Regions from separate parts of the Homo sapiens genome. Here all the other regions are linked to region 1. Evidence: chromatin contacts called from ENCODE Hi-C or POLR2A ChIA-PET data. All regions are on one chromosome and are shown on one strand. The core of a region is the stretch at or near the end of the contact, and the rest is flanking DNA. Distances in the headings are between cores, read along the strand shown.

The links. Hi-C counts contacts between places; a loop is a spot of excess contacts on that map. ChIA-PET counts read pairs that join two places held with the same protein, here RNA polymerase II (POLR2A). Pooled maps may share reads with other maps.
Region 2: a pooled map shows a loop between it and region 1 (2.6-fold over the local background). The contact joins two enhancer-like sites. A Hi-C loop is called at or near these places in 2 of 168 maps with a recorded cell type or tissue (CD4-positive, alpha-beta memory T cell and naive thymus-derived CD4-positive, alpha-beta T cell) and 10 of 50 pooled maps. POLR2A ChIA-PET finds 5 or more read pairs at or near these places in 1 of 52 experiments (PC-9).
Region 3: a loop to region 1 is called in a map of B cell, with 21 times the contacts of the local background. The contact joins two enhancer-like sites. A Hi-C loop is called at or near these places in 3 of 168 maps with a recorded cell type or tissue (B cell, mammary epithelial cell and naive thymus-derived CD4-positive, alpha-beta T cell), 6 of 37 single-sample maps with no recorded cell type and 15 of 50 pooled maps. POLR2A ChIA-PET finds 5 or more read pairs at or near these places in 7 of 52 experiments (H1, MCF 10A, activated B cell and 4 more).
Region 4: a pooled map shows a loop between it and region 1 (4-fold over the local background). The contact joins two enhancer-like sites. A Hi-C loop is called at or near these places in 1 of 168 maps with a recorded cell type or tissue (ovary), 1 of 37 single-sample maps with no recorded cell type and 6 of 50 pooled maps. POLR2A ChIA-PET finds 5 or more read pairs at or near these places in 7 of 52 experiments (A673, B cell, CD4-positive, alpha-beta T cell and 4 more).
Region 5: a pooled map shows a loop between it and region 1 (7-fold over the local background). The contact joins two enhancer-like sites. A Hi-C loop is called at or near these places in 1 of 168 maps with a recorded cell type or tissue (gastrocnemius medialis) and 9 of 50 pooled maps. POLR2A ChIA-PET finds 5 or more read pairs at or near these places in 3 of 52 experiments (PC-9, RWPE1 and WTC11).

Annotation. Positions count from the first base shown.
Region 1 is chr9:129,380,301-129,385,719 of GRCh38, forward strand. No RefSeq gene overlaps it. Among named protein-coding and RNA genes, the nearest start is that of LINC01503, 46 kb to the left of the region's middle. RefSeq lists silencers at 3,157-3,376, 3,527-3,646. Within about 2 kb of position 3,396, at least 34 of the 41 ENCODE cell types and tissues checked have a DNase peak (open chromatin) inside an H3K27ac peak, as active enhancers do; they include A673, B cell, PC-9 and 1 more, where a contact is called at or near this core.
Region 2 is chr9:129,548,170-129,553,629 of GRCh38, forward strand. No RefSeq gene overlaps it. Among named protein-coding and RNA genes, the nearest start is that of LINC00963, 62 kb to the left of the region's middle. RefSeq lists an enhancer at 1-446. Within about 2 kb of position 2,167, at least 26 of the 41 ENCODE cell types and tissues checked have a DNase peak (open chromatin) inside an H3K27ac peak, as active enhancers do.
Region 3 is chr9:129,135,751-129,141,488 of GRCh38, forward strand. PTPA (protein phosphatase 2 phosphatase activator) reads left to right here. Exons shown (of 10, transcript NM_178000.3): 7 at 721-845; 8 at 1,842-1,942. Among named protein-coding and RNA genes, the nearest start is that of PTPA, 27 kb to the left of the region's middle. RefSeq lists enhancers at 2,738-3,365, 3,834-3,923, 3,996-4,623, 4,044-4,093, 4,384-4,543 and 2 more and a silencer at 5,144-5,193. Within about 2 kb of position 3,606, at least 41 of the 41 ENCODE cell types and tissues checked have a DNase peak (open chromatin) inside an H3K27ac peak, as active enhancers do; they include B cell, where a contact is called at or near this core.
Region 4 is chr9:129,580,221-129,585,905 of GRCh38, forward strand. LOC105376292 (a long non-coding RNA gene) reads left to right here. Exons shown (of 5, transcript NR_188669.1): 2 at 1-99; 3 at 259-338; 4 at 2,427-2,548; 5 at 4,153-4,333. Among named protein-coding and RNA genes, the nearest start is that of C9orf50, 38 kb to the right of the region's middle. RefSeq lists enhancers at 362-411, 3,554-4,111. Within about 2 kb of position 4,036, at least 6 of the 41 ENCODE cell types and tissues checked have a DNase peak (open chromatin) inside an H3K27ac peak, as active enhancers do; they include A673, where a contact is called at or near this core.
Region 5 is chr9:129,198,776-129,204,671 of GRCh38, forward strand. The region is part of intron 1 of LOC105376289 (a long non-coding RNA gene); the gene reads left to right. Among named protein-coding and RNA genes, the nearest start is that of IER5L, 23 kb to the left of the region's middle. RefSeq lists an enhancer at 4,015-4,309 and a silencer at 4,063-4,472. Within about 2 kb of position 4,161, at least 29 of the 41 ENCODE cell types and tissues checked have a DNase peak (open chromatin) inside an H3K27ac peak, as active enhancers do; they include PC-9 and gastrocnemius medialis, where a contact is called at or near this core.

The DNA of each region.
Region 1 (5,419 bases), core at 2,146-4,645:
ACTATTATTTTTCTGTGCAGTGCAGTCACACCATGGCTACTCCTGCCAATTGGCATGGATGCCAAGATGGTCCACTGATCAGTCTCTGGGCTATATACGTCTGTGGAAGGGCATCCCTGAGATTCCAAAGAGGCCCTCAAGATCACGCAAACAGCGCCAAGGACAGAAAGAAAATCCTGGGCCAGGCATGGTGGCTCACACCTGTAATCCCAGCACTTTGGGAGGCTGAGGTGAGCAGATCACTGGAGGTCAGGAGTTTGAGACCAGCCTGGCCAACATGGTGAAACCCCATCTCTACTAAAAATACAAAAATTAGCTGGGCATGGTGGTGGGTGCCTGTAGTCCCAGCTACTCGGGAGGCCGAGGCAGGAGAATCACTTGAATCAGGGAGGTGGAGGTTGCAGTGAGCCGAGATTGCACAACTGCACTCCAGCCTGGGTGACAGAGTGAGACTCTGTCTCGAAAAAAACAACAACAAAAACAAAACAAAACAAAACAAAAAACCAAACATTTCTGAATAATTTTTTATTATTTGTAGAGATGGGGTTTCACCCTGTTGCCCAGGTTGGTCTCAAACTCCTGGGCTCAACTGATCCTCTGGCCTCGACCTCCCAAAGTACTGGGATGACAGGCATTGAGCCACCTCATCTGGTCCCTTTCTGCTTTCTGCATTCTCCAATCCCAGTCCCTGCCCCTCCCACCTCCAGCAACAGTCCCCACAAAAGACTCCAGCTCCACCTGACATACCAGCCACATACCATGGCTATGCTCAAGCTCCTGGAGCCTGCATCTGCCTGGAGGAGGCGTCAAGCATGCAATCTTGTCTGGATGCCTGCCTCTCTCAGTCTCCTCATCTGTAAAATGGGGTTAAGAGCCCTGTGCTCACAGCACTGCTTTGTCAAAAGGATGCACACGAAGGGCTTGGGCCAGCACCTGGCACAGAGCGAGCGCTCAAGAAATGCTACTGCCGGGACACTAGTGACGGCGGTGATGATGGCGATGACCCTCCTCTGGTGGTGGCAAATGAGGGTGATGAGGCTCAGCCTTGCTGCGTCCAGGGGACTTCAGGAGGGGCTGGGAAAGCCCCTGGGGGAGCCAGAAGATCAACCCCTTCTCTGGGCCATTGTGTTTCTGGATAATGGGTGGAGGTGGGAAACGAGAAAGGTGCAGGCGCTTGAAGAGCAAAGGCTCCTCCTAGAGCCGCTTCTCCAGCCTGCTGCAGCCAGGCCTGGGTTCCCCATGGCAGCTCCCCCTGCCCTCTCCACGCCAGTCCTGTGTGAGGCATGCACTTGAAATCAAACCCAAATTCCCCTCTGCAGCCTGCATGCCCCTCCTGGCCTCTGCTCCTCTGCTCAGCCACACAGCACGTTCTGTCCCTCAGGGCCTTTGCATAGGCCTGGGGTACTCTGTCCCCGGGCTCCCTCCTCCGGGAGGGCCTTACTCCCCATGCGCTCCCATCTGTTTACCTGGCTCTTCGTGTCTTCCGCATGTGGCTGAGCTCCCAGCGCAGTGGAAGGCTCTCAGTAAAGATCTGTGGGATGGTAGGGGCGGAAGGGCGGTGGCCCTCTCTCTGGCTCCCCGGATTCCAGTCCTCACAGCCCATTAGTAAGCACCTACTGTGTGCCAGGGCCCAGCCCAAACTAGCCAGTGGGGTGACCTTGGGCAGGTGGCACCACCTCTCAGACCCCTAGTCTGTCCATCTTTAGCATTAAAGGAGGCACAAGTCCCCGAGGGCTCCCCACTTTGGTTTTTTTTTTTGTCTTTTTTTTTTTTTTTTTTTTTGAGATGGAGTCTTTCTCTGTTGCCCAGGCTGGAATGCGGTGGTGCGATCTCGGCTCACTGCAGCCTCTGCCTCCTGGGTTCAAGGAATTCTCCTGCCTCAGCTTCCTAAATAGCTGAGATTACAGGTGTGTGCCACCACACCCAGCTAATTTTTGTATTTTCAGTAGAGACAGGGTTTCACCATGTTGGTTAGGTTGGTTTCAAACTCCTGACCTCAAGAGATCCACCTGCTTTGGCCTCCCAAGTGCTGGGGTTGCAGGCGTGAGCCATGGCGCCCGGCCCCTATTTTGATTTTGATGGTGGGTCTAGGCTTTCTGCAACTGGGCAGTCTGCAGAGCTCTGTGGGGCCTCTGGGGTCTGCAGCTTCCTGGGCACCCCCCAGACTCCCATGTGGCTGCCTTTGCTGAGAGCACCCTCCCTGCTTCTCCTGGTGCCTCCAGGGGACACCCCCTGGCTCAGGCCTCCTTCAGAGCTGTCCTCACACCCCATTTTGATTGTTTACCCCTCTGTCTCCCACTGGGCTATGACTGGGACAAGGCATTTTCTTTTTGCATCCTAGCTTAGTTGGGGACACCCTGTGTGGCCAAGTGTCCCCAGGCTCACCCAGCTGAAACAAGATCTGGGAAGGGTCTGGCAACCCTCCCACCAATAGCTTCCCAATGGGAAGAAGCCACACCCTTCTGTGTCTGTTGAGAAGCTTTGGGGCTGTTTACTGCCCACCAAGCTCTCGAAACTGTGGCTCTCGAAACCCAGAGGGAAGGGGAGCCTTATCACTAGTCATGGCTTCTGCTTGATATCTGTCCAAAAGGCCTGACTTCATCAGCCAACAGGCATCCCAGCCTTTTCTGTTAAGTTGGGGTCTGTTTCCACACTGAGAGTCCCTGGGGGGCCTCTGGAGTGGGGATGCAGGCATGGCAGAGCACTAGGTGGGCACCCAGCTTCTCAGACCTCTCTCTTTTCCCACCCAAGCTCCAGGGGCAGAAAACAACCCACACCTGCCAGAAACCTGACCAGGCTGCAGAGCTGGAAAAGCTGGTTTAGTGCAGGGAGGGTGGGGGCAGGGAGGCGGGCAGGGTGAGCCCTTCTGAGGCTGCCAGGCGCTGCTCACATCAGCCGACTGGCCGTTGGCCTCTCAGGACTGTCACTTGGAAGTTCCTTCTCCAAGAGATGGCTATTGCCAAAGTCATCTGTGCAGTGACCACTGCAGGGCCTGGGCGCTCCCGGGAGCCGCAGCGCAGGGACAGTCCGTGCAGACGGGTGGCGGGGGAGGCGGGGGAGGGCAAAGGCCTCCACTCTGCAGGTAGCCCGGGCCTGGTGGGCGAAAGGACTCAAACGCCAGAGCTCTCTGACCCTCGGCCGCCAGGGTTCAAGGCTGGGCCCAGCCGCGCTTTGCCGGGGTCCAGGGCGTGAAGGATCGTGGGGGACCCGATGGATCCTGGGGCGCCCGCTGGGGGCCTCGCGCGGGGACCTCCCGGCTGCTTGAGAGGCGGAGGCAGCAAGAAGCAGGAAAAGGAACTGGGGGGACGCGAGCGAGTGGCAGGCCCTCCTCGGTGGCCGCCGAGCGCGCGCCCAGCTTGGGGAACGCGCTGCCTGCGCACCCGGGCGCGCCCGGGAAGGCCGGCTCGCTGGCACCGCGTCAGTTTCCGAGCTGTCTGTGCATGTCTATTTCTTTCACTAGAGGTTGCTCACTTTCACTTCTTGGTTCCTTTCGCCTCCTCTGACGGCTCCGGGAGCGTCTGTGCGCGCGCGTGTGTGCGTGCCCGTGTGCCCGCGCGCGACCGGCGACCCCGCCCCGCGCCCCTGTCCCTAAAGGGAAGGGCGTCCCGCCGGGCGTCGCGGGGCCTAAATGAACATGGGAACCTGCGCTGGGGAAGGCCCGCCAGGCCCTGCTGGCCCAGGAGGCCCGGATTACAGCCCAGTCTGCGTCGCTGCGGGCAGAAGACCGCGTTCATTACCGGTGCCCCTCGTCCCCACCCACTTCTCTCTCTTTCTGGGTCTCCAGACAACCTTCCCGGAAGCTGCAGCTACTTCTTCTGACTTGGACTGGGGGTAGGGTAGGGTAGGGGGCGCTTTCTGCCACCCCTTTCCCCCATCCCAAGGAAACCGAGGCCAGTATGGACGGGGCCTTGCTCCACTGAACAGGAAGCGACACCCTGAAACTTTTGCTTGAGCAAGTGAGGTTTGGATGGGACCGAGAGGGACCTCCGCAGCTTCTCCCCTCCTCCCCACCCACTCCTTACAGTTCTTTTACACACCCTGTTCCTGGGCCCTACCTCAGGGCCTTTGCACGAGCTCTGGGCTCCAACAGGCCAGAGACCTCTATTCCTCACTAATTGACCTTAGGCAAATTCCTTAACCTCTCTGAGCATCCATTTTCTTGGCTGTAAGATGGGCTCAGAATAAGATGTTTGAGGGTTCAAGGTGATGACCAATACAGAGCACAGGACCAGGCACTTAGGGCAGAGCAAAGGACATGCGTTGGGCCAGGGCAGTTGTGGGGATTATACAGACGCTTCCCTCGCCTGGGGTCCCTCCACTCTCTCCAGGGAGCCTCTTCACCTTCCACCCACCCGCAGTCCTCAATGGCTGACTTTCACTTGGTACGATTCCCTGCCCCAATCCCTGCTGTGAGGACCATCCGGTGGAAATAGAAAGAGGGCCAGGTCTGAAGGCTGGAGAGCTGGGTTCAAATTCTGGCCAGTTCTGTCTGGCTGTGTGATTATGTGCAAGTTGCTAGGCCTCTCTGTGCCTGAACTTTTTTCTCTGTGAAACTGAGGCAGAAGGCTGCCTGGCCTGCATCTCAGGGCCCTCAGAGGATGAAGCAGAGCGCGGTGGGATGTCATTCCAAGCAGTGAAAAGCCTCAGACAGAAGCATGTCGCCACTGTCATTTACACCCGTCCTTGCAGCATGGATTCAGGCTTGAGGAATCAGCTTGTCAACCCCATCAGAGAGGTCCCTGCCTCCTGTGCTAATGGGAGGTGGCTGGAAGGCCACTTCCAAGAAATTTGCAGCTTGATGGGCTCTACCACTCACATGTAGCCTTGGACATCAGTTCCAACAAGGAGGGTACTTGAGGCACGGTGACAGCCCCAAAAGGGAGTGTCCTGGGAAAAGAAGCAATGTGTACTTCTCCAATGAGTAAGGCCTTGGCCAGGGACCATGGTGCGACCTTCCTCAACCCTGCCACCCGGCACCGACATTGACTCTCCCTCACCCCACATACTCCCTCCTGGGCACCAGCCCCCGAAAGGACCCAATGTAGTGGCTCCATCCAGATCTCCCATGCCCCTGTATCAAAGCTGCCATCTTTCCCCCAAGTTCACTGCTCCTCAGTTACTGACGCCATCACCCACCCGATTCTTCAAGCCGCAGGCTCATGGTCCACTGGTTTTCTCAAGACAGAAGCACTGACATTGATTTTGCTATATGCGTACTGTAAAACCACAGACGATATAAAACATGTGCATTGGAGAATGAAAGTTCCCTCATTATATGCCCTCCTGAAATCGCCACATTTCACAGTTTGGTGAATTCCTGTATCAGTTTAAACTCTGTGTTACAACAGACAGAAAATCCAACCAAGATAGGAAATAATGGGCTCATGTAAGGAAATGATGCAGAGGTGATAGTGGGTTT
Region 2 (5,460 bases), core at 917-3,416, 170 kb after region 1:
TCATCCATAGAAAGGAATGTAATGAGTACCAACTCCCTAGGATTGCTGGGAGACAATACCTTTAAGCTCATGGCATGTCCTAAGTGCCAACTCAGTGCCAACTGTCACTTTGTGATTGGCTGAAGTTTCCAGGGCTCACGGCCTGGAGAGGGCCACTGGCTCAGGGACAGAGCCAGAACCAGATCTTGAGGTCCCAAGGAGTGATGTACATGCAGCAGTGAGCACAGGCTGTTCCTGGCTGCCCTGTCCCCTCCCCACTTGCTACAAACCTTTCTCTGAGAAGCCCAGGATCTCACGGAGGCTCTAAGATCTGCAAGGGCCCGACCCATCTCTGGAAGAACCCTATGTGACAGGCCTCCTTCCCTCGTCTGCCCCTTCCCAGGCTCTGCAAGGCCAACTCTCCCAGAAGGCAGCAGCACGTCCTGCCTGCTGCTTTGCTGGGCTCAGAGGAAACCCTGTCCCAGCCCGCCGGAAGGTGGTGACTTCCCGGGCTGCTGTGTCCAGAGGCAAGCGGCCAGGCTCCACCAGGACCCGTGAAACAAGAACTGGAGCCTTGACCCTGGTTGGTCTGAGTGTGTGTGTGTCCTTGTGGAAGTCATGCTTTGGACCTTTGCCTTTGGCTCCCTGTTTGTTCCTGGAGTGCCATGATACACCCACCAGCCCTGGCCCAAATCCCCCTGCCTCCTGGACACTTAGCTCAGGCGTCTCAGCTGAGGCTCCCTCTCTATTTATGCACTGGGCTCCAGTATTTGCAGGCTTCTTTTAGAGCCTTAATAGTAAACTTTCCCAACTGGGGCTCACACCCATGGTTGTGCTTGAATGATAGTGGTCTGACATGAGGGGGTTAGAAAACTCGGTTATTCTCTGATGATGCCTGCAGGGCTGCTGGGGAGTCTGTCTGCTCAAAGGCATCGATTCTAAGGACTCCAAATGGACCCTCGGTTCTTGTCCAGTCTCTGTCCTCGTACTTCCTTCCATGCTGGAAGCTTACTAAAAGGGACCGTGTATGCCAAGAGCTACTGGTGTTATCTCCTTAAACCCTCCCAACCTAGCCCCATGAGGTGGCGCCGACTGACAATTCTATTCCCATTTGACAGCTGGGCCAGCTGAGGTTCCAAGTATAATTTGCCCAAGGACACACCCAGCCAGGAAGTGGAAGGGCGGAATTTAAACCCAAAGCTACTGACTGGACTCCAGAGTTCAGCTTTTACCCTCCTCCCTGGGCAGCCTCCACTCTGCCTGCCAGGGCCTGAGTTCTCAGAGGGCAGGGGCTGTTTCCGGCTCAGCCCAGGTGCCGTCCAGGGCCCAGTGCAAGGCCCAGGACCTGGCTGGTATCTAGGTGGCACCGAATGCATTCAGTCTACTGACAGAAGCAATACAATGTGTGTGCGTGACAGAGAGGCTGTCAGACACACAGGAACAGAGGGAGAGGAGAGAGAGAAAGAGAAAGAAAAATAGGAGGAGGCTCACGGGGTAGGCCGGTGTCTGGTCCAGAGCCCCTCAACCCACAGCCCAACCAGAGAGGAGGACCCCCGGTGCTGGAGAGTGGGACACCCGAGCCTACCCGCGGTGCTGGGCCCTACTCAAGGCTGTAAACCAGAATGTAGAGGTGGTAATAGGGAGCCGCAGATGGTCCGGGAGCAGGGGAGTGACGCAGTGCGGTGCCCACACCACCTGATTGGGTGCAGAAGACACCAGCCCAATCCCACGAGAGCTGGGCGGACCCGGCGGACCGCGAGGGAAGGAGGGGGTGGGCGCAAGTGGCAGCCCTCCTGCCCGTGTCAGAGCCCACGCGACCGCTCCAGGCGGGCTCGTTCTCGGGGGAGAGGGGACGGCCAGCGGGAGCGGCCGGACTCTGGGATTTGGGGAGGCCGTGGGGGAACGGTTCACTGGCCTTCTGGGGCGGAAAGCGGGCGAGGCGACCCCCAAGAGAGCCCCGGCCGGGACGCGCGGACCCCAGAAGCTCGGGCGGGGGCGCCCCTCGGAGGAATGTTTCCGGGGCCCGGACCGCGCCGCCGCCGCAGCCTTTCCTCCCTCTCCCCGCCCGGCTCGCCGGCCGCCCTCGCGCCCCCTCCAGGGCCCCCTATCTTCCCCCACCCGAACCCCACATCACTGCCCTCCGGGCCGGCTGCGCCCAGGCACTTGGTGCAGATGTAACCTCTCCGCGGGCCCCGCCTCCGCCGGGAAGCCGCGCGCGGTTGCCAGGAACGCGGCAGGCGATCGGAGCTGGACGGCGGCCCGGGCATCTCGGCACTGGCGGCGCTCGGCCCTCCTGGGCGGCCCTGGCCCGGCCCTCTCCCCACTGGCGCCGCTGCGCTTGCTCCGATTCCCTCCGCGGGGCTGAGCCTCTCCACCGCGCCCCTACCCTCCGATTCCGGTCTCTTCCGCTGCCTCGGATTCTTTCCCTCCTGTGTTCCCGCTCCTCCCCGATCACCTCCTACTCGCCCCCTTTCCTTCTGGAGCAGAGAGTACAAGAAAAGGGGTTCATCCACCCCACTCTTCGCCAGCCCGCTGTGGGGTGGTTGGGGTCCCCATGTCCCCCTTGGTAACACCTTCCCCACCGTCTCCCCAGGATCTCAGGAGCCCCCTCTCCCTCAGACAAACAGATCTTAAGCTGGGCTTTGTGGATGACCTTGGGTGGGGGGTGTCCCTGAAATTCTGTGTCACATTTGGGGTGCATTTGTCTGGAGAGAATCCAAACATTTCATCGGTTTCTCAAAGACACCAGTGGTTAAGAAAGGTTAAAAAAAAAAGCAGTCCCAGGTCGGGCGCGGTGGCTCACGCCTGTAATCCCAGCACTTTGGGAGGCCGAGGCAGGCAGATCACTTGAGGTCAGGAGTTCAAGACAAGCCTGGCCAACATGGCAAAACGCCGTCTCTACTAAAATACAAAAATTAGCTGGATGTAGTGATGCGCACCTGTAATGCCAGCTACTCCGGGAGGCTGAGGCATAAGAATCACTGCAGCCTGGGAGACCGAGGTTGCAGTGAGCTGAGATCTCACCACTGCACTCCAGCCTGGGCGTCAGGGGGAAACTGTGTCTAAAAAAATGAAAACAGGCCAGGTGCTGTGCGTGGCTCACAACTCTAATCCCAGCACTTTGGGAGGCCAAGGCAGGCGGATCACTTGAGGTCAGGAGTTCAAGACCAGCCTAGCCAACATGGTGAAACTCCGTCTCTACTAAAAATACAAAAATTAGCTGCACGTGGTGGTGCATGCCTGTAATCCCAGCTACTTGGTAGGCTGAGGCAGGAGAATCCCTTGAACCTGGGAGAAGGTTACAGTGAGCTGAGATCAAGCCACTGCATTCCAGCCTGGACGACAGAGCAAGACTGTGTTTCAAACAAACAAACAAACAGAACACCACAGCCCCAGTGATGCCTCCCATGCACCTTACTAATCTATGCAGCACTTATTTATTGAAGACCTACTATGCTCCAAGTGCATTCTAAGCCCTAGGGCTGCAGCTAGGAACTCTAGACAAGGACCTCACAGGAGACAAAGGGGTCATGACAGGTGCTCTGGGGCTGGGAAGGAACTGGGGAGAGGCATGAAAAGGAATGACAGGTGGGCTTCACCCAGGGCTGAGGTGTGGGGTGTCTCTGAGGACTTCACAGGGGCACTGGCACCTACCTGGCCTGCCCCCAGCCTCCCCACTTCCAGAACTTACCTTAGGAGTGCAGCCCTTGCCCACTCTGTTCCCACAGCTATGGTAAATAGGACTCAAAACATACTTGGGCCGGGGGGGTGGAGGTCCCCAACTCTACCCCACCCTCTGCTCTCAGTGAGCTGAGATCGAGCCACTGCACTCCAGCCTGGAGTAGGTAGAGCCCAGAGTGGCCCAAAGGTCTGTTATATGGAGACAGGCTCCAATTTTGAGTCTGTGTTTGTTTTATCGTTAAGAACAACAGCTAGCATGTATTGAGCACTTTCTATGCAGCAAGCACTGCAGTAAGCATTTTTTGTGCCTTTATTCACCACTTGAGCAAGTTTTCTACAGAGCCCCTCCCCTTGCCAGGCACTGTGCCAGATGCTGGGGCTATGCAGTGGGGAGGCAGACAGGCCCTTGCCCTCATGGAGCTCACAGACTGGTAGAAGAGACAACAAATGAATTCAGAACGAAGCGCAGCCTGTCATAAGGACCAGAAATGAAATCAGCGAGGTAATGAGATGGACAGCAACCAGCCAGCAAGGGAGGACGGGGCGGCTGCTTTGGATAGGGGTGGTGTCTTGGGCTATAACAAAATGCCTTAGACTGGGTCATTTATAAACAATAGAAATTTATTTCTCACAGTTCTGGCGGCTGGGAATTCCAAAGTCAAGGCACCAACAGATTTAGTGTCTGGTTAAGGACTTGTTCTCTGCTTCCAAGATGGTACCTTTTAGCTGTTTAGCTGTGTCCTCACATGGAGGAAGGGCAAAAAGGTCCAAGCAGACTGCTTCAGGCCCTTTCTTTCTTTTTCCTTTTTTTTTTTTTTTTTTTTTTTTTTTTGTGAGACAGAGCCTCTGTTGCCCAGGCTGGAGTGCAGTGGCAATCACGGCTCACTGCTACCTCTGCCTCCCAGGTTCAAGCTATCCTCGTGCCTCAGCCTCCCAAGTAGCTGGGATTACTGGCGCCTACCACCATGCCCAGCTAATTTTTGTATTTTTAGTAGAGGTGGGGTTGTACCATGTTGGCCAAGCTGGTCTCAAACTCCTGACCTCAAGTGATCCTCCTGCCTTGGCCTCCCAAAGTGCTGGAATTATAGGCATGAGCCACCACGCCTGGCCCTCAAGCCCTTTTTTAAAGGGATTAATTTCCTTTGTGAGGGCAGAGCCCTCACCACCTAATCATCTCCTGAAGGCCCTACCTCTAGTGCATTGGGGATTAAGTTTCAACGTGAATTTTGGAGGAACACAAACATTCAACCCATAGCAGGTGGGCAGGGGGCACTGGAGCTGAGACCTGAGGGTGAGAATGAGCTGGTCTCTCCAAAAGCCAGGAAGAACTTCAGAGGCAGAGGAACAGCCTATGAAAATGCCCTTGTCATTTTCACAAAAATCTTGTCAGGTGGATACCAGTACTGTGCCTGTTTTACAGATTAGGAAATTGAAGCTCAAAAAAGTGAAACTCCTTCTTGGATGGAGTCACCCCTCTGGGACCAGATGGAGCAACCCCTGGAACCCAGAGCTCCCCTCCCCTTTTCTCTGCCCCCTTTCCCCGACTTTGATCCTAAGAACTGGCCAGCAGGCCCTCTGCAGGCAGCAGTGTGTGGCAGTGTGCAGGAGAACGTGCTCAAGTCTGGATCAGGAGGCCTGAGTTCTAATCCTGTCCCTGCCTCTCCCAAGCAGGGTGATGTTGGGTGATTCACCTACCCTCCCTGGGCCTCAGTTTCCCTTCTGTGTCATCACCCCGGCTAGCTTAAGCAATAAGCATATCCTTATCCTAAGAATAACATACGGCATGCCTCTCACAAGGTC
Region 3 (5,738 bases), core at 2,356-4,855, 240 kb before region 1:
CAGTGCTCGATGCTTCACAGGTGGTTGATATGCAGCCTCTGATAATATAGAAGGTTGGAACCAGAAGAACCTAGGAGATAACCTGCTGGGACTTGTGTTAGCTTTCAGACAGGCCAACTGAGGCTGGAGAGGCTGAGGCCCTGCCCAGGGTTTTACAAGTTGTCAGGAGTTGATGGCACCAAAACCCACCTTCCTAATCAGTGATTTTTTATTTATTTATTTGTTTATTTTTTTTGAGACAGGGTCTTGCTCTGTCGCCCAGGCTGGAGTGCAGTGGAGAGATCTCGGCTCACTGCAAGCTCTGCCTCCTGGGTTCATGCCATTCTCCTGCCTCAGCCTCCAGAGTAGCTGGGACCACAGGCGCCCACCACCACACCTGGCTGATTTTTTGGATTTTTAGTAGAGACGGGGTTTCACCGTGTTGGCCAGGATGGTCTCGATCTCCTGACCTTGTGATCCGCCTGCCTCGGCCTCCCAAAGTGCTGGGATTACAGGCGTGAGCCACCGTGCCCGGGCCCTTAATCAGTGATTTTTATGCCTTTCCTGAGCCAAAAGATGGCTGAGTGTTTGTTGGGGGAAATAAAGCTACATTATTGAAATTGAGACCAGTTAACACTCTTCAGTGGTTATTTTGGGGTCTCCTTGTGCTCCCAGTGGCCGAAAGGGTGAGACTGTCTTTTTACTTTTTGCTACCTTCCCTTTCCCTGTCCTCCTGTGCAGGTACCTTGAGGTTATGCGGAAACTCCAGAAAACATACAGGATGGAGCCAGCCGGCAGCCAGGGAGTGTGGGGTCTGGATGACTTCCAGTTTCTGCCCTTCATCTGGGGCAGTTCGCAGCTGATAGGTACTAGAGCGGGAGGTGCCTATCCCTCCACCCCCAACCAAGGCTGCGTTCTGTGGCCCTCCCCTGCCCCTCCTGCGCTCCCTCCTTCCCTTCTTCCTGCCCAGGGCAGACAGTGACAGCTTGGAAAGCAGGGCATTAGACCAGCTATTGAGGGAGGCTGTTTACTGTCGACCTTCTGCTGTGAGAGCCCGTGTGGTGGGCTGGAGGAGGCGGAGGCCAAGCGCCACCAAGATAATGGGAAGTGACATGGGCTGGAGCAAGGGCGCACGCCTGGTGCATAATGGACTGGTGTGAAATGCGCCCCAGCTCCTGGCAGCAGCTGTGGGGTTTTATGTTGAAAATGAGGGACCCTTTTGATTTGGTGACCAGTGTCATCCACTGTTATTATCGAGCTGTGTGCAAAGGGGCCCGTTAGGGAGCAGCCGCCAAGTGCTGGGTGGTGGGCCTGCTTCCTGTGGGGCTCAGAGAGGCCTGCTCTGGTGACTCCCCAACTCTTGAAGCTAGTTTTCAGGATGGGCGTAGGTGATCATCTCTATTTTGATGAAGAATGAACTGCCTACAGACTGATATTCATAAATGACCATTAGTTGTGGCCTCGGGTGCATTGCCTCCCCGAATCTTCTCAGTGACACTGCGAAGGGTCTGCCAGCATGAAGCCGGCTCTGCTGACTGGCACCTGCACCAGGCACCATACTGAGTGCTGTAGGTGTGGTAATTGTTGTCATGGCCCCTAGGAGGAGGTGCTCTTCTTGTCCCCAGTGTCCAGGTGAGGAAACTGAACCTTGGCAGGCTGAAGTCATGCGTCCAACGCCATGCAGCTAGAGCTTAGCACATTAGAATACACAAACCCAGAGTTACTTATTGCTCCTTCAAGGTGAGGTGTTGAGGGCACCACGGGCAGGACTGAGGCCCCTGGGGGGGTGTGACTGCTGGGCCGGGTTGCCCAGGTAGTCGTGGGGCCTGGTTCTGAATGCTGGGGCCCATTCCTTTTCCCAGACCACCCATACCTGGAGCCCAGACACTTTGTGGATGAGAAGGCCGTGAATGAGAACCACAAGGACTACATGTTCCTGGAGTGTATCCTGTTTATTACCGAGGTGAGGAGGAGGGGTGAGAGAGAAGCCCATGGCTGCCTCCAGGCTCAGATGAACCAAGGCTGGTGGCCTTACAGTGGATCAGAAGAGCCAGAGCTGCTGCCCAAAATGGCAGGGCCGGCCGGAGCGGGTTATTGAAAAGGAAGCACCACTGGGCCTCTTCCGAAAGAGCCGCTGCTGACTGTCAGGTCCTCCGCCCAGTTCTCCTTCAGTTTCTCCTGAACACCACAGGAGTCTTGAGATGAGGGTCTAAGACTTGGTCACTAACTGGCCTTGGTGACTGCTGCAGCAGGTCTGAAAGGGTCGGGGCGGGCGGAGGTTTGTGGGGGAGGGTCAGCATCTTTCGGTGGGGCCCCACAAGGGTCTGTAGAACCATGTGCTGTGGATGTGTAAAATGAAACCACCAGAGGAGATGGAGCGAACTTCTGGTGCAGACAGCTTTTCTGTCGAAGGGACACGTCTCTGTCAGTGCCTGAGGACGTGGGCCCGAGCAAAGTGCTGGAGTGGGAGTGCGCAGGCCTGGCCTGTGGTGGCAGTCACTGGATAGCCAGCCCCACGGCTGGGTTCTGGAACTGGAAGTTATTGTCTCACCAAGGCAGGATTCCTTGCAGTGGGCCCTGGACCACTTGTGCGAGATCTCCTAGTGTGTTTGTTAAAACGCACATTCCTGGGCCCTCCATCCCAGCTTATTGCATCAGAATCTTAGGGGACAAGAGCCAGGAACCTGCATCTAAACACACGTGCCAGGCGACTGCACAGGAAAGCTGGGGACCCTCTGCTCTCTGGACCTCTCTTGAGGGAGGTGTTAGGACTTCTCATCCTCTCTGCCATCCCCATGCCCCAGTTTCCAAAGGGCGCCCTCGCTCAGCTATCTGGAGAGGGTTTGAGAGTTCTATCCCTCCTCAGTCCCTTTCCCGACACCAGCACGGATGTCTGCTGCCTCAGTGAGGTTCCTAGCAGGCCTGTGGATGCTGGCCACGGGGGCTGCTCTCCGTCCGGGCTGTGTATTCTGAGCCCCCGACGAGGTGGAGAAAGCTGGGTTATAACCAGCAGCCTTGGCTCCAGGCTCTTCCTGGTCAACATTCGGCTCAGGCTTCTGCCAAACTCCAGAGGCCAGAGGGGAATGACACATTTTTTCCAAGTCAGCAAATGGAGCCGGGACTGACGGCTGGGCGGCCACCACTTCATTCCCGGAGATCTGCTGCCCTCAGCAGTGTGGCAGGCCCAAGGTCGGGAGGACTTGGGGGCAGCCTGGCTCACTGCCTTGAAAGCCAGTCACGCGCTGCTCTCTGTGGAGTGGAATGTGGGGGTCTGCGGAGCCCTGGGGGACCTCAGGATAAGCTGGAGGAGCAGGGTGGGAAGAAGGGTGCAGATGCCACACTGAGTTCTTGGGTGTGGCTGAAAGGCTGAGCTGTTTGGGCTCCCCCGGCGGCTGGCCAGGCCTCTGGGTCCCTGTCGGTATTCTAACTAGGAGGCATGCCAGGCCTGGCCTCCAGGATTTTGGGAATTGATTCCATGGTAAAATTTTGTCTTTAGTTGGTTGGTTGATTTTGTTGGTATAAACACCCCAAAAGCTTTTCCAAAGTTTGGGACCCAGTTCCTCCAGTAGAGGAAATCTCAAAGTAGCCACTAGGTGGCAGGAGAGGCACACTGAACTTGGAGAGGGTTTGGTGACATTTATTTGAGGCAGCAGAAGGAACAGGGAGGGGAGGGCGTGCCTAGAGTTGTTGGCTGTTCCGCACCTTCTCCACAGGTCCGGGTTTTCACTTTGGGTCTAGGCTCTTGGGCATGGTGTTCAACAGTAGACCCTAGGAGGAGTGTGCCCAGGAGCCGGGGTGGCTGCAGCAAGGGCCCATCTTGCCACGTGGCCGCTGGTTGCAGCACACGTTGTGTTGGTTCTCCAGAGCGCCCACCCTCTTCCACCTCGGAGCAGTGAGCAGCATTTTGCAGTCCCTAGTTGGTGAGTGGCCTGGCCTAGCTCACTGGGGACCTGGAGGCTTGCATGGAGTTCTGTACGCCTTGCTTGGGAAGGAGGCAGTGTTTCCTCTGGAGACCCTGGATTCACCATGGTGCTCTTTTAACTGGGAGATTAACTAAAACACCGAGAACTTGGGAGTGGAATCAGGCAGCCCTTTCAGGGTCTCATGCCAAGACTGCCCTGATACCCGTGGGCATCCTAGGTGAGGGACCCCACCTTGCAGGGCCTCTACAGCCTCTGTAAATGCAGCCCTGGCGCCTTTAAGAGCCCAGGGCAGGCAGGAAAAGAATTTCAGTTTCAATCTGGCTTCTAAATTTGGAGTTTTGGGAAGGGAGGGATCAGATTTCAGCTGGAAGGGAAGGAGCTGACAGGAAGGCGCTGTGCAGAGCCTCCCCACCCCCGCCCATCCCCCCAGTTACTGACAGAGGAGCCATTTACAAAAGGCCGATTCTCTGGGGAGTGGAGAGGCAGGAACGCAGCGTCTGTGAGTAATTTCCTGCTCAATATGGCTGCTCTGACTCACACGATTCCCCTGGGGTCACTGCGGGCTGCAGCTCGCTCGCTCATTCTGGTTCTTTCTCTTCTCCCTTTGTGGCTAGAATGAGCTAATTTTTTCTTTGTCTTCCAGCCCCGATTCCTTTTTCTCCCACTCGTCTGTTTTCCTTTGCCAGAGTTACAGGCAAAGGACTGTAACCTCCCTGAAGGACTTAGGGAGACCCTGGGGTACTGAAGGCCTGGGGGCAGCCTGCAGCCCCTCCAAAGAAACTACCTCTCTGGCCTTTCTGTGTGTAGGGGCCCAGGGCCACTGGAGCTCCAGGACATGGGCCTAGCCCTGGCTCTGCCAGAGGCCTTTTGAGGATCTGTTCTTTGGCCCTGGTAGGCGAGGCTGGCCAGGAGGCAGGGGCTCTTGTCTTCCAGTGCCCATCTGCCTGCCTTTGCCTCGGAGCCCTTGCCGGGCAGGCCCCTGGCAGACAAAGCCGACAAAGCCGACAGGGTGCCTCCTGGTTGCTTGCTCAGAGGGCCCTGTCCAGAGAGTGAAACTGGTTACACAGCTCCATGCTCCCTGAGCTTTCCTGGGCCTGGAAGTGTGCACAGGGCTGGAGCCTGCAGACTGGGGAAGGGGTGGGGTAGGGTGGGGAGGTGGGGGAGGGGCTGGGGGTGGAGTGTGGTTGAGCAGGGCAGTTGAAACAAAGCTCCCCAGAGGTGAGGCCCCTGTAGGCTCGGGGTGCCTGGCTGCCCTCCTGGAGGAGAGAGCCTGGGGTGATTCTGAGTGAAGCGAGTGGTCCAAGACAAGGCCCCCAGGGACCAGAGTGGGCTTTGTCTCTGTTGGGTGCCTCGGGCTCTTGCCTGGCTGTGGTGGAGCCTGGGAGAGAAGAGGAGGGGAGGGAGGAGCCTGTTGTCCTTGCTCCTGAACATGGGTGTTTGGATGGGCTTTTTGGGAACCTGGGCCAGGGGAGGGAAATGAGGGGGATAAAATGACAGGTTTTTTTTGACTTAAATCTTAAAAGTTTTGTCACAGTTGCCCTTACTAGAGAAGTAAGAGGCCTGCCAGGAGTGGGTCACCAGGTGGCAGCCCATGGCTCAAGAGTGGGGGCTCCTGAGGGCTCTTGTGGTGAACTGATGCCCCTTTTTGGAGAGCGTTTCTGGCTTATCTTTTCTCCTTCAAAAAATAACCCAGTCTCCCCTGACACCCGCATGTTTCTAGAACCTTCCAAGTCTCTGTTTCTTTGCCAGATTCAGCCTCTTTGCAGAGTCTTCCTTCTGCAGCATGGGTCTGGGGTACAGAGCCCTGTTCCCCTGTAAATGCTGCCTATGAGCTGG
Region 4 (5,685 bases), core at 2,786-5,285, 200 kb after region 1:
CCAGAGAAACCCAGCAACGCTACTTTCTAAGGGCATTTTTCCCTCTCATTTGGAATCCTGAGCCTCCTGCTCGTCCTGTAGGCCACACCCAGCAAACAGGTGGGTTTCATTTCCTGGAGAAACCACAGATGGAAAGTCCCAGCCATGGGCTCCGTGTGACCTGGTGGCCTTAAGAAGCTCCCCCCACCGCCCCTCAGCCCTTTAATCATTTACAAAGCAGGGCCACACAGAGCATCTATTTTCTTTCTGGAACATCAGAGCTGGCTGGGAACTGGGAGAAGAGCTGGAGCAACAGCCTGCATCCATTTCCTCTTGCTGCAATAACAACTGATCACAAGGTCAGTGGCTTAAACAACACAGATTTACTCTCTTACAGTCTGAAGTAAGAGCCAAGATGTCAGCGGGGCCGTGTTGCTTCCAGAGGCCCTAGGGAAATCCATTTCCTTGCACTTCCAGCTTCTAGAGGCCACCTGCGTTCCTTAGCTTGTGGCCTCATCCTCATTCTTCAAAGCCAGGCATGTAGCATCTTCCGGCTCCTCTCTCTCGCTCTGACCTTCCTGCCTCTCTGTTACAAGGATCCACTTTTGTGGCTAAAATGGGTCCATCCTCCCCAGCCTGAATGTGAAGACCCCCTCCTCCACGGCACCCCATTGCCCAGGACAAGGATGGGGCCCATCACTGCTGCCCAGAGGATAGGGAGACCCTCTCCAGGTTTCCTGGGAAGGCATCAAGATGTTCCCAAGGCTCAAAGAAAAAAGAAATGGCTGGGCATGGTGGCTCATGCCTGTGATCCGAGCTCTTTGGGAGACCAAGGCAGGAGAACCACTTGAGCCCAGGAGTTTGAAACCAGCTTGGACAGTGATGGGCAAACCCCATCTCTACAAAAAATAAAAAAGTTAGCTGGATGTGGTGGTGCACACCTGTAGTCCCCAACTATTTTGAAGCGAGATCACTTGAGGCCTTGAGGCTGGGAGGTTAAGGCTGCAGTCAGCCATGACTGCTCCACTGCACTCCAGCCTGGGCAACACCGTGAGCCCTGATCTCAAAAATAAATAAATAAACAAATAAAGATGCTCCCAAGGGTGCTGGGCTCTGTTGGCCCAGGCCTGTAGTCCTGCTCCCTTGCCAGAAGTAAGAGCTGGCCTAAGGGAGAGCTGAAGCTTGCTCTGACGGGGACTCCTAAGTCCCTACAGATTCTGCAGATTCTCCTAGGGATCGGTACCTCCTGGTTTGGGGAATGGTCCCAGGAGCTGATCAGTTGGGCCGCACTAGGCTCTGGACCTCCCTTCTGGGGGGAAGAGGAGGGGACTCCAGGGCCTGGGACCAAGGGCATGTCCAGGGAGCTTGGAGCAGGGAAGCCCTGCCCTGCCCTATACCTGCTGAGCAAGAAGCAAGAGCAGAAGGACTCTTGCTCCCTCTCTGAGCCTCAGGGGTCTGTTAGGAAGGTGGGGATACCCTCAAAGCCTCCCTCCTGGGTCCTGTGGGTCAGTGCAACCTGTTGAGCATGCCCTGCCTATTTAGAAGAGGCAGGGACGCCAGGGACAAATCTTGTGCTAAGCAGACATGGGCCTTCATGGGGCTTCCATGGTACCATGAAGACAGCCATGGCCCTGCCTGGGTCCTGGAGAGAAGGGGATGAGAAGGAGAGCTGCTGCTCGCTTGCAGCTCAGCTGACACCCAACACAAGCAAAAAGATCTTTCTGCTTCCAAGGCACTGAGACACGGAGGTTGTTCATTACCACAGCACAATCCAGCAAGAGGTGACCAACACACTCTCCCCAGCTGCATCTAGTTGCAGCTGGTGCACTCCCTGTAGGCCCTCTTTCTCACTTCTGTCTGCTGTTAGGGACTCTACAGCCCAGGACCCCAGGCTGGAGAAATCAGCAAGCTAGTTGATTTCTCCCTCTCCCTCAATTTCCACAATTCTTCAGTTGCTGGGGTCACACGACTCTGCAGTCCAGAACTCCTCCCCCTTAGCGATCGGCTCTTCCCCAACCCCTCCCCAACCTCTCTTCCCTGCAGCCCGAGAACTCCCTGCTTGCTGGGCATAGTGTCTGCACCCCAATTATGGGAGCAGAACAGAGGTCCCTCACCTGGGGTATGCCATGAGTAGAACTCAGGACATTCATGAACTTGGATGGAGAAAAAAAAAATCCCATCTCCATTTTCTCTAACATCTAACTACAGTGTAGTATTTCCTTCCATGATGATCATACCCAGCAAAGCCAGAAGTCAGTGGTACCTGCGGCACTGTTACCAACAGAAATCACAGCTGTCTTCTGATCACAACAAAGCTGGTGCAGATTTCTCAAAATCTCACTCATCACTCCGTTGCAGACCCGCCGCCACATCTTGTTAATGCTTAGTAAAGAGGCACATTTATTATCACATCACAAATGTGATTTATTTTTTCTTTTCTTTTTTAGATGGAGTCTCACTCTGTCAACCAGGCTGGAGTGCACTGGCGCAATCTCGGCTCACTGCAGTCACCTCCTCTCAGGTTCAAGTGATTCTCCTGCCTCTGCCTCCTGAGTAGCTGGGATTACAGGTGCATGCCACCACGCTCTGCTAATTTTTGTATTTTTAGTAGAGACGGGGTTTCACCGTGTTGGCCAGGCTGGTCTGGAACTCCTGACCTCAGGTGATCCGGCTGCCTCAGCCTCCCAAAGTACTGGGATTACAGGCATGAGCCACCACACCTTGCCACAAATGTGGTTTTTAAATGTGGTTTTTAAAAATATCTTGATAGCCATATTTCCAGTGACTCGGTTTCCTGTGTAATCCTACGTATTTGTTATGCATGTACAAAGAAGACAGGGCATGAAGGTGTCACCAGATGCCACAGCAGCCCACAGCACAGAAAAGGTCACAACCACCTACTTCAGAGAAAGGCACTGGGGACCTTGGCTATGTGGACAAGAACCAGGAGCTTGGGCTTCCCAGGCACAGCAGGGAAGCCTGCAGGGGCCTGACAGGTGGATAACCTAGTGCCCAAGGCAGGGCTGGGTGGAGGAGAGAGTGGCACCCTCTGATTGTCTGAGGTCTCTATCTCTAGAGGACAGTACCACAGATTGGAAGCCAGGTCTTTCCAGAGTCCCTGTGACCTCCTCTTTCTGCATGAAACCCAGATTGAGTAGGAAAATGTCCCCAGGAGGAAGCAGCCACTGCCCAAGGGAGACAGCTAGAGACTCGCTGGGCAGGCTACATCCCTGGGCTTCTCTCGGACCCGACAAGAGCCTGTCCATCCCTTCACCTCCACTAAGATCAGGGCACCCCAGGAGTCTCGGCAGGGCCACCCCAGGCTCTGCTCTGCCCTGGAAAGGTCCTCGTTTCACACTGACTCAGTTTCAGTTTTGGAAGGAGGTCAGAGGTTGCCTCCATGTCCCTTCTCCCCACTGGTTCTCTGGAACCCTCCATCATAGATGTCCCTGCCCTTCCTTCCCTGCTCAGGAGCAAAACCCCCAACCCCCAGGAGCTGGTCTCTCTAAGTCCTCTTGGATCAGGCCAGGCTCAGCCCTGGAGGCCACAGCTCAGGCCCTGAGCCAGCCCAAGGGGCAGGGCGAGGAACCTACATTGTTGTGTGCCCAGCCCCTTTAAGGGGCCCATACGGACAAGAGCAAATTCAGTAGGTTGCGTCATCCACTCTATAGTGATTAAACAGGGATGGTGGAGAAGTAGAGAAGTGTCAGCTCTGGAACCAGGTGGCCCTAGATTGAAATCCTAGCTCTGCTATTTACCAGCCAGGTGGCCTTGGATAGGTGATTTGACCAATACCGTTCCTCCGTTTCCCCACCTTGAGTGTTATTGCAAGGATTAAATGAGTTACTACAAAGTAAAGTACTAAATACATATCAGCTATTATTATTATTACTACTACTATTATTATTATGAGCCAGGAGATGGGGACTGTGACATAGGCTGCTGGTCTCTTCTCTCCTCTTCCATAAGAATAGTTCACCCCATCCTTAGCTGGGTGTATGGCCACCTGGCCCAAAACTACATTTCCCAGCATCCCTTGCTGCTAGATGTGACCATGTGATCAAGTTCTGGCCAATGAGATGCCAGGAGAAGTGGTTTGGCCCACTTCCTGGGAGTTTTCTTTAAAGGACAGGGGCAATGCCTTCTCCTTTTCTTCTCCTTTCTGCTGACCAGAATGTGAGCATGGAGTCTGGAGCAGGAGCAGCTGTTGTGCACTGTGAGGTTGAAGCCGTGTGTTGAGAATAGCAGAGCAACAAAGCAATAGGAGCTGGAGCCCCTAGGGGCCATGAAGCCCCTACCAGCCCTGGACTGCTTAGATTTACTTGAGCAAGAAATAAACCCTTGATTGTTTAAACCGGTGTGATTTGAAGTCTGCCCTGTTGGAAGCACAACCAGATCCTCTTTAACGAGGCACAGCAGAGAGTAACATGCACAGCCCCTGCCCTCTGGGAATCACTGTCTAGTTGGGGAGAGAGACAATAATCATGTAAACAAAGAAGGAAGTCGTGGTGGTTATGAAAAGAGCTATGAACGATGGGCCAGAGAACGTGGTGGGGAGTGGAGGAGGCATGGACCGACCCTGGGAGGACTCTTGAAGAAGGAGGCAGCTAGCTACCATCTAACTGGGAAGAGCAGGGAAGAGTGTCCCTGCAAAGGGAATGAAGGAGCACAGAAGGAGGCCGCTCAGCTCTGTGATTCAGAGCACAGGCCTCAAGAGTCGGGGGTCCTGGGCCCCTGGCCTGGCCCTGCCTCTCCCCCGGTGTGGGACCTGGGCAAGCCACTCCCCTTCCTCTCTCTGAGGCAAAGTGCTCAGCAAGTTCCTGACACATAGTAGATGTTCAACGAGAGATCATGGTTTTGGGTGGGGTGTGGTGGCTCACACCTATAATCCCAGCACTTTGGGAGGCCTAGGCAGGCAGATAGCTTGAGCCCAGGAGTTCAAGACCAGCCTAGGCAACATGACAAAACCCCGTCTCTACAAAAAATACAAAAATTAGCCAGGTGTGGTGGCACAGGCCTGTAATCCAGCTACTCAGGAGGCTGAGGTGGGAGGATCTCTTGAGCCTGGGAGGCAGAGGTTGCAGTGAGCTATGATTGTGCCACTATACTCCAGCCTGGTGACATAGCAAGGAAGGAGAGAAAGAAAGAGAAGAAAGAGTGAGAAGAGGGAAAGAAGGAAGGGAGGGAGGGAGGGAGGGAGGGGAGGGAAGAAGGGGAAAAGAAGGAATAAAGAAAGATTACTGTTTTAGAAGACACAGGTGAAATGTGAATGAAATCAGAGATGGGGTAAAGCCTGGGAGGGTCTGTTAGGTCTTTATAGCAGAGGGAGCATTTAGATTGGGTCCTGAAGGTTGTATAGGAGTTTTACTAAGATAGTGGGAAGAAAGGATATTCTAGGGGAGTGGATCACAGGCCCTTTCTATTCCCCATCCACTTTGGGGCCGGCCCCATCCACCAGGCCTCTTCAGATCCTAGCTTCCAATTTCTGTTTCTGTCTCTGGCCAGTCCATTCAAGGTGGGGTCTGAAATCCAGGTTGAGATGTTCTTCTAACCCCAACTAAGCCCTCCTGCTTTTTTTTTTCGTTTTTTTTTTTTTTTCTGGTGGTGGAGGGAAGGGGACAGAGTCTCACTTTATCTCCCAGGCTGGAGTGCAGTGGCACAATCTCGGCTCACTGCAACCTCTGCCTCCTGGGTTCAAGTGATTCT
Region 5 (5,896 bases), core at 2,911-5,410, 180 kb before region 1:
TCCACACGAGGGTTGAGGGTGTGTGCTGTTATTTGGGGGAGAGGGTGAATAGGAGGATGAAGTGGAGGGAAAGGGGCAAAATCTTGCTAAGGAACAGCCCCCCGAGACCCTCGGGCTGCGCGGCAAGGCTGGCTTTGCGTGTTGCTGATGCAGGCGTCTGTCTGGGCAGAGGCACCAGCTGCCCCTTTGTTCAGAACAAGGCAGATCTGAACTGGGTGGGACACGCGGCTTTGATTTAGTTTTTCTTCCGGGGGAGGGGGCGGGCTGGGGTGGGAAGGGATGGGACTTGGGTGACTCCTGTCGTCTAGCCTGAGATCTTCCAGTCTGGAAGCAGCTGCTGTCATTCATTCATTCAACAAACACATCGACCTGCGCCAGGCATGGGCCATGGAGCAGGAAACGAAGATAGTCCCTGTCCTCTTGAAGTTTATGGCCTGGAGGGGGAGATGACATCTAACAGATGAAGACGTCAACCACCTTGCAGTTAGAATTGTGAAAGGGTGGCGGCAGAGAGACACCTAAAGTCATGGGTGCGGGAACCACAGATGTCCCAGCCCAGGTCTGGGAGTGCCAGGAAGGCTTTCCCAGGAGGAACAGCTCAAAGGAAAGAGTGGGGGTTTCCAGCTCCCAGGCAGAGAGACAGGACACATCAGCAGAGAGATTGGCATTAATTAATACACTGAATAAATGGCCGGGCCTGGTAGCTCACGCCTGTAATCCCAGCACTTTGGGAGGCCAAGGCGGGTGGGTCACCTGGGGTCAGGACTTTGAGACCAGCCTGGCCAACATGATGAAACCCCATCTCTACTAAAAATACAAAAAATTAGCCGGGCGTGGTGGTGGGTGCCTGTAATCCCAGCTACTTGAGAGGCTGAGGCAGGAGAATAGCTTGAACCTGGGAGACAGAGGTTGCAGTGAGCCAAGATCGCGGGACTGCACTCGTCTGGGTGACAAAAGCGAAACTCTGTCTCCAAAACAAAACAAACAAAAAAGACACTGAATAATTCATCCAGCAAACCTTTATTGAGTACTTACTATATGCCACACACTGGGGACACAGAGGCACTCAACACAGGCAGCCGGACTCCCTATGGAGCTGCCGTTCTGTGCACCAAGCAGATGAAGAAGCAGGTAGAGAAAGCAGCAGACAGCAGTAAGGAGTGGTGGGGAAAAGAAACCGACTCATGGGGTAGAGGGGCCTGGGGAGGCTCCTACAGATTGTGCGGCAGAGAGGGAAGGCGTTTTTCAGGACGTGGGGTTTAAACTGAGACCGCCAGAGTGGTAAGGAAGAGCCAGCAGCCTCTAGCCGGCCCAGCCAGTGCAAAGGTCCTGAGACAGGAATAAGTTCAGTGTGATCAGAGAACTAAGAGAGGCCAGCGCAGTGGCGGGCACGCAGTGAGCCCCAAGGAGAGTGAGAATGCAAGTTCTGCAGGGGTTCCTCGTGAAGGGCTGGCTGTGTAGCATAAGTATTACGTTCATTGTAAATAAAGAAACTACTAATACAGGGGCTTATACAGACAGAAGATTTTGCTTTAGCCAATGATAAGCCTTCGGTGGGTAGTCGGGTTGGTGTAGTAACTTACAGATGGCACGGCCACCCCTGCTCTATCTTCCCTTTCACTGTCTTCAGTGTGGAGGCTGTGTCCTCACAGTTGCTGCCTCATGGTCACAAGATGGCTGCGGCACCTCCGGGCCTCACATCCATGTTCCAGGCAAGAGGAAGGAGAAGGAGCAAAAGGCCGAAGAGCAAAGAGTGAGAGGGCCTTTTCCTTGCCAGCTCCATCTCTTTATTCAGAAAGGGAATTGCTCCTCAGGGACTTTTGTTCTAACTTACTGGCTAGATCTGGGTTACATGGCCACCTTGGACAGCAAGGAGGCTTGGAAAATCGAGGTTTTCTTTTGTTTGTTTGTTTTGTTTTTGAGATGGAGTTTTGCTTTTGTTGCCCAGGCTGGAATGCAATGGTGCAATCTCGGCTCACTGCAACTTCTGCCTCCCGGGTTCAAGTGATTCTCCTGCCTCAGCCTCCTGAGTAGCTGGGATTATGGGCCCCTGCCACCATGCCTGGCTAATTTTTTATATTTTTAGTAGAGATGGGGTTTCACCATATTGGCCAGGCTGGTCTTGATCTCCTGACCTCAGGTGATCCACCTGCCTCATCCTCCCAAAGTGCTGGGATTACAGGCGTGAGCCACAGCGCCTGGCCCCCAGAAAATCAAGTCTTAAAATTTTGCTGGTCTCTATAGTAGAAGGAGGAAAGGGAGAAGAGCTTGGGTTGACTTTTGGGGTGCAATCCTAAAGGCCTGCAAAGGCCCGAAGGAGGGAAGGCCTTGGTGAATTCTGGGGACAGAAAGCCCCAGGGGTCAGGGGCAGGGGTCAGGGTGAAGAGTGCAGACTTCATCTGGAGGACCGCAGGGAGCCATGGTGCGTTCAGATTTGCTGAAGCTGCTATTTAAACTGAGCACTGGAGACACGTCACCGAGGGAGGCCCATTCCCTGCTCACCTCAGAGACTTGACGGGGGCATCCTCAGGGCTCCGATGAAGCCCTGATTCCTTGGAGAAAGGCTTGCAGCCCCTCTCCTTCCTGGATTGCACACCTCCAGCCCTGGCAGCCTGTCCCCTGGTTGGCACCCAGCAGCAGGCCACAGATGGCTTCTGGCTGTCCCATGGCGTCGCATCAGGGCATGCAGCGGATAGTGACTCACACTGGCACCTCTTCTGCTTGGAAAATGCCCTACACATCCATCATCTTTGGTTTTTCTGCTAGAACGATGGCATGAGGTGGGTGTATTTTTCACTGATGGGGAACAGGCAGAGACGCAAGCTCCCTTGCTTGAATGAGGACTGTGCTCGCCCTGCAGACTCTGGAAGAAGGGCTCCATGCTCAGCCCGCACTGGGCATCTCTGCCTGCCTGCTCAGGGTAGAAGGGCCACTCTCTTAGGGATGATTCAAGGGTCTTGGAGGCCCTATGCGGTCAATCTTGTTTTCCTGCCACATCAAGGGAGTGTGCAATTTTCGAGGCCCCGAGCCCTGTGTTTTCACTGAGGGCAGACATAGGGCATTCGCTGTCTTTGCCCGTGGAGCTGTTCCTCACACTAACCATGCAGGGCTGGGTGGGAGACATGTATGGGGGGTGGGGTGGGGTGGGAGGGGGCCAAGAAGACATGTAAGACCCGGGGCCCTGTCCTTGGGAGTTTAACATCTGGGTGGGCCTCCTTGGACCAACTTCCTCTGATCTGCTTGTGACTTCGGGAAAGTCCCTTCCTGTCTCTGGGACAATTTTTTTTTTTCTTTTTTTTTTTTTGAGACAGAGTCTCGCTCTGTCGTCAAGGCTGGAGTGCAGTGGCATGATCTCGGCTCACTGCAACCTCCGCCCCCTTGGGGCAAGCGATTCTCCTGTCTTAGTCTCCCAAGTAGCTGTGACTACAGGTGCGCACCGCCATGCCTCCCTAATTTTTGTATTTTTAGCAGAGACAGGGTTTCACCATGTTGGCCAGGCTGGTCTCGAACTCCTGGCCTCAAGTGATCCACCCACCTCGACTTCCCAAACTGCTGGGATTATAGGCACGAGCCACCACGCCTGGCCTCTGGGCCAATTTCCTCATCGGTATAATGAAGGGGTTGGCAGGGCTAGTTCTGAATTTTCCCAACCCACCCATAAAATTCACCCTTCAAATTCTAAAGATTCCATTCCGTGGTCTAACTCTGTGTGTCTGTCCTTGGTTCCAAAAGTCCCCGTCCTTGTGGCCCCTGTTGTTTTGGACCCATCACAGGTAATTATGTATTTGTGTGATTAAACATCCCTGGCCTGTCTCCCTGCCTGGGCTGTGTGCTCAGCAAAGAACCATGCCTGTCTCTGTCTTTGTCCTTTAAGAGATCAGCACAGGGCCTAGCGCATAGTAGGTGCTCACTAAATACTGTAGCAGCTGGTATTGTTGGGAAATGATGCTGGGAGAGGCTGCTGCTGGAGAGAAGGGAGCCACCGACCGCCCTGCAGGCAGTCAGCGCCCTCAGTCCCTTCCTCCTCGCGGGCCGCAGAGGCTCCCCTTTCCCCGAGACGATAAGAATGCCCAGACGCCCCAAAACCCAGGCCGCGCCCCTCCGGGTAGAACTACAGTCCCCAGAAGGCCGCGAGGGGCGGAGCCACCAGCGCCCGCCCCGCCCGGGCCCGCCATGCCGCACAGCATCATGGGAGTTGTAGTTCAGGCCCTGTCCCCCGGGCAGCCGCTGGCGCGGACGTTCGCGGAGCAGCCCGGCGCCCGCGCGGCTCACGGGGCCCTAGGACCCCTCCCCTGGGGGACCTCCACCCTCCGCAGGCCTTTTGAATTAATCCTACTGCGCCGGGGACCCCAGGACAGTTCTGTCGCGTACTCCCGGGACCCTTTAAGGGGCGGGGCTGGGATCCTGCCCCACCCTTGACTCCCCCACCCTCCTCTCTCAAACATCACCCCGGGCGCTTTAAAACGCTTGATCTCGCTGGAACCTTTTCGGTCTCCGTTAGCCACACCTTGATTGTCGAGTGTGTGTCTGGCCCTTTGGGGACAGCGCTTAAAGTCGGGGTGGGCGGGGGAGGGGATCACCGACATTCAGTCTTGAGTGACACACCAGATGACCCCACCGGAGAGGAGGAGGGTGGCACAGGGGCCTGACGGACCTGGGGTATGGGCAAGGCTTCCAGGGGCCGGTGACATTCAGACTAGGCCTGGGTTGGCCAGGGCAGGAGCAGGGAAGGGTGTTCCAGTCAGAGGGAACAGCATGAAGGAGGGCTTCGAGGCTTTAGGGGAAGCAAAAGAAGGCCTGGGAGGCTGGCAGGCAGAGAACGGCTGGGGAGGGGCCGCTGGGAGGGGTGGAGAGGTGAGTAGGGCCCGTGGGAAGCACCTGGCGAAGAGTGTTTCTGATCCCCAAATCCAGTATGCGTGCCGGGTTCTCGGGCAGAGTGGCCAGGCGGAACGTGACCAGGGTTCAGTGGCAGAGCCTGGAACCAGCCTGGGGGTCCTGCTTCTCAGGCCCCGGCGTGTCCTTAGGGGAAGGGGAAGGAGACTTCCCAGGGCAGGGCTGCAGCAAGAGCTGGCACAATGCCATCCTCAGGGGGCACAATGCCCCCTCAAATCCCAGAAGCAAGGGGTTTGAGGAGGGAGTATGGGATATATGGGGAGGAGCAACATCCCTGCTGCTTGGAGGGGGAAACTGAGACCCTCACAGATTTTTGCTGAGTGAGCTTCTGTGAGGTCCAAGAAAAATCTTTTCCTCCCCGGCCTCTAGCTGTCAGGAGCCCGCCATGAAAAATAGGGGAGGGTCATTTTCACACCCTCCCCCATTCCAGATGTGGCAGGAGCAGGAAGGATTTGTGCCAGATGTTGGGGTCTGCGGGCCCAGCAAGTTGCCTGGGGCTCTGCTATTGAAAAGTGAACCTTAACTGGGTTGGCTGCGCTAGCGGTGATGGCCGTGAGATCCTGGGGGATGTGCTCCGTGGCCCTGGTCATGTCTGAAGGGAGAGGCAGGGAGCCCAGGCCTCACTGTCAGCAGCACCTGACTTTTGCTTCCACGGTCACCCTGGCAGATCCTTCTCAGCCTGCTTGACTCAGGGCATGACTTCCCTGCCTGGATCCCAGGCTTCCTACCCTGCCCCTCGGGCCCCTGGACTTCTCCAGAGTGTTCTGGACACGAGTGGTCCAGCAGAAATGAAGCTCCTTACCCCACTGAAAACGTCGGGTGTCTGTGCCCTGGGTGAGGATGGCACCCAGTGTGGCCTCATCCCCCAGATCAGAGGCCTGGCTCTGCTGGGGTTTGTCTTTGATTAATAAAAAATGGGGAAGCAAATCAATTAGCCCTTCACAAATGCAACTCAGATGGCAGGAAAAAAAATCTCTCATGATGCTTGGGGGCCTCTTCTTCA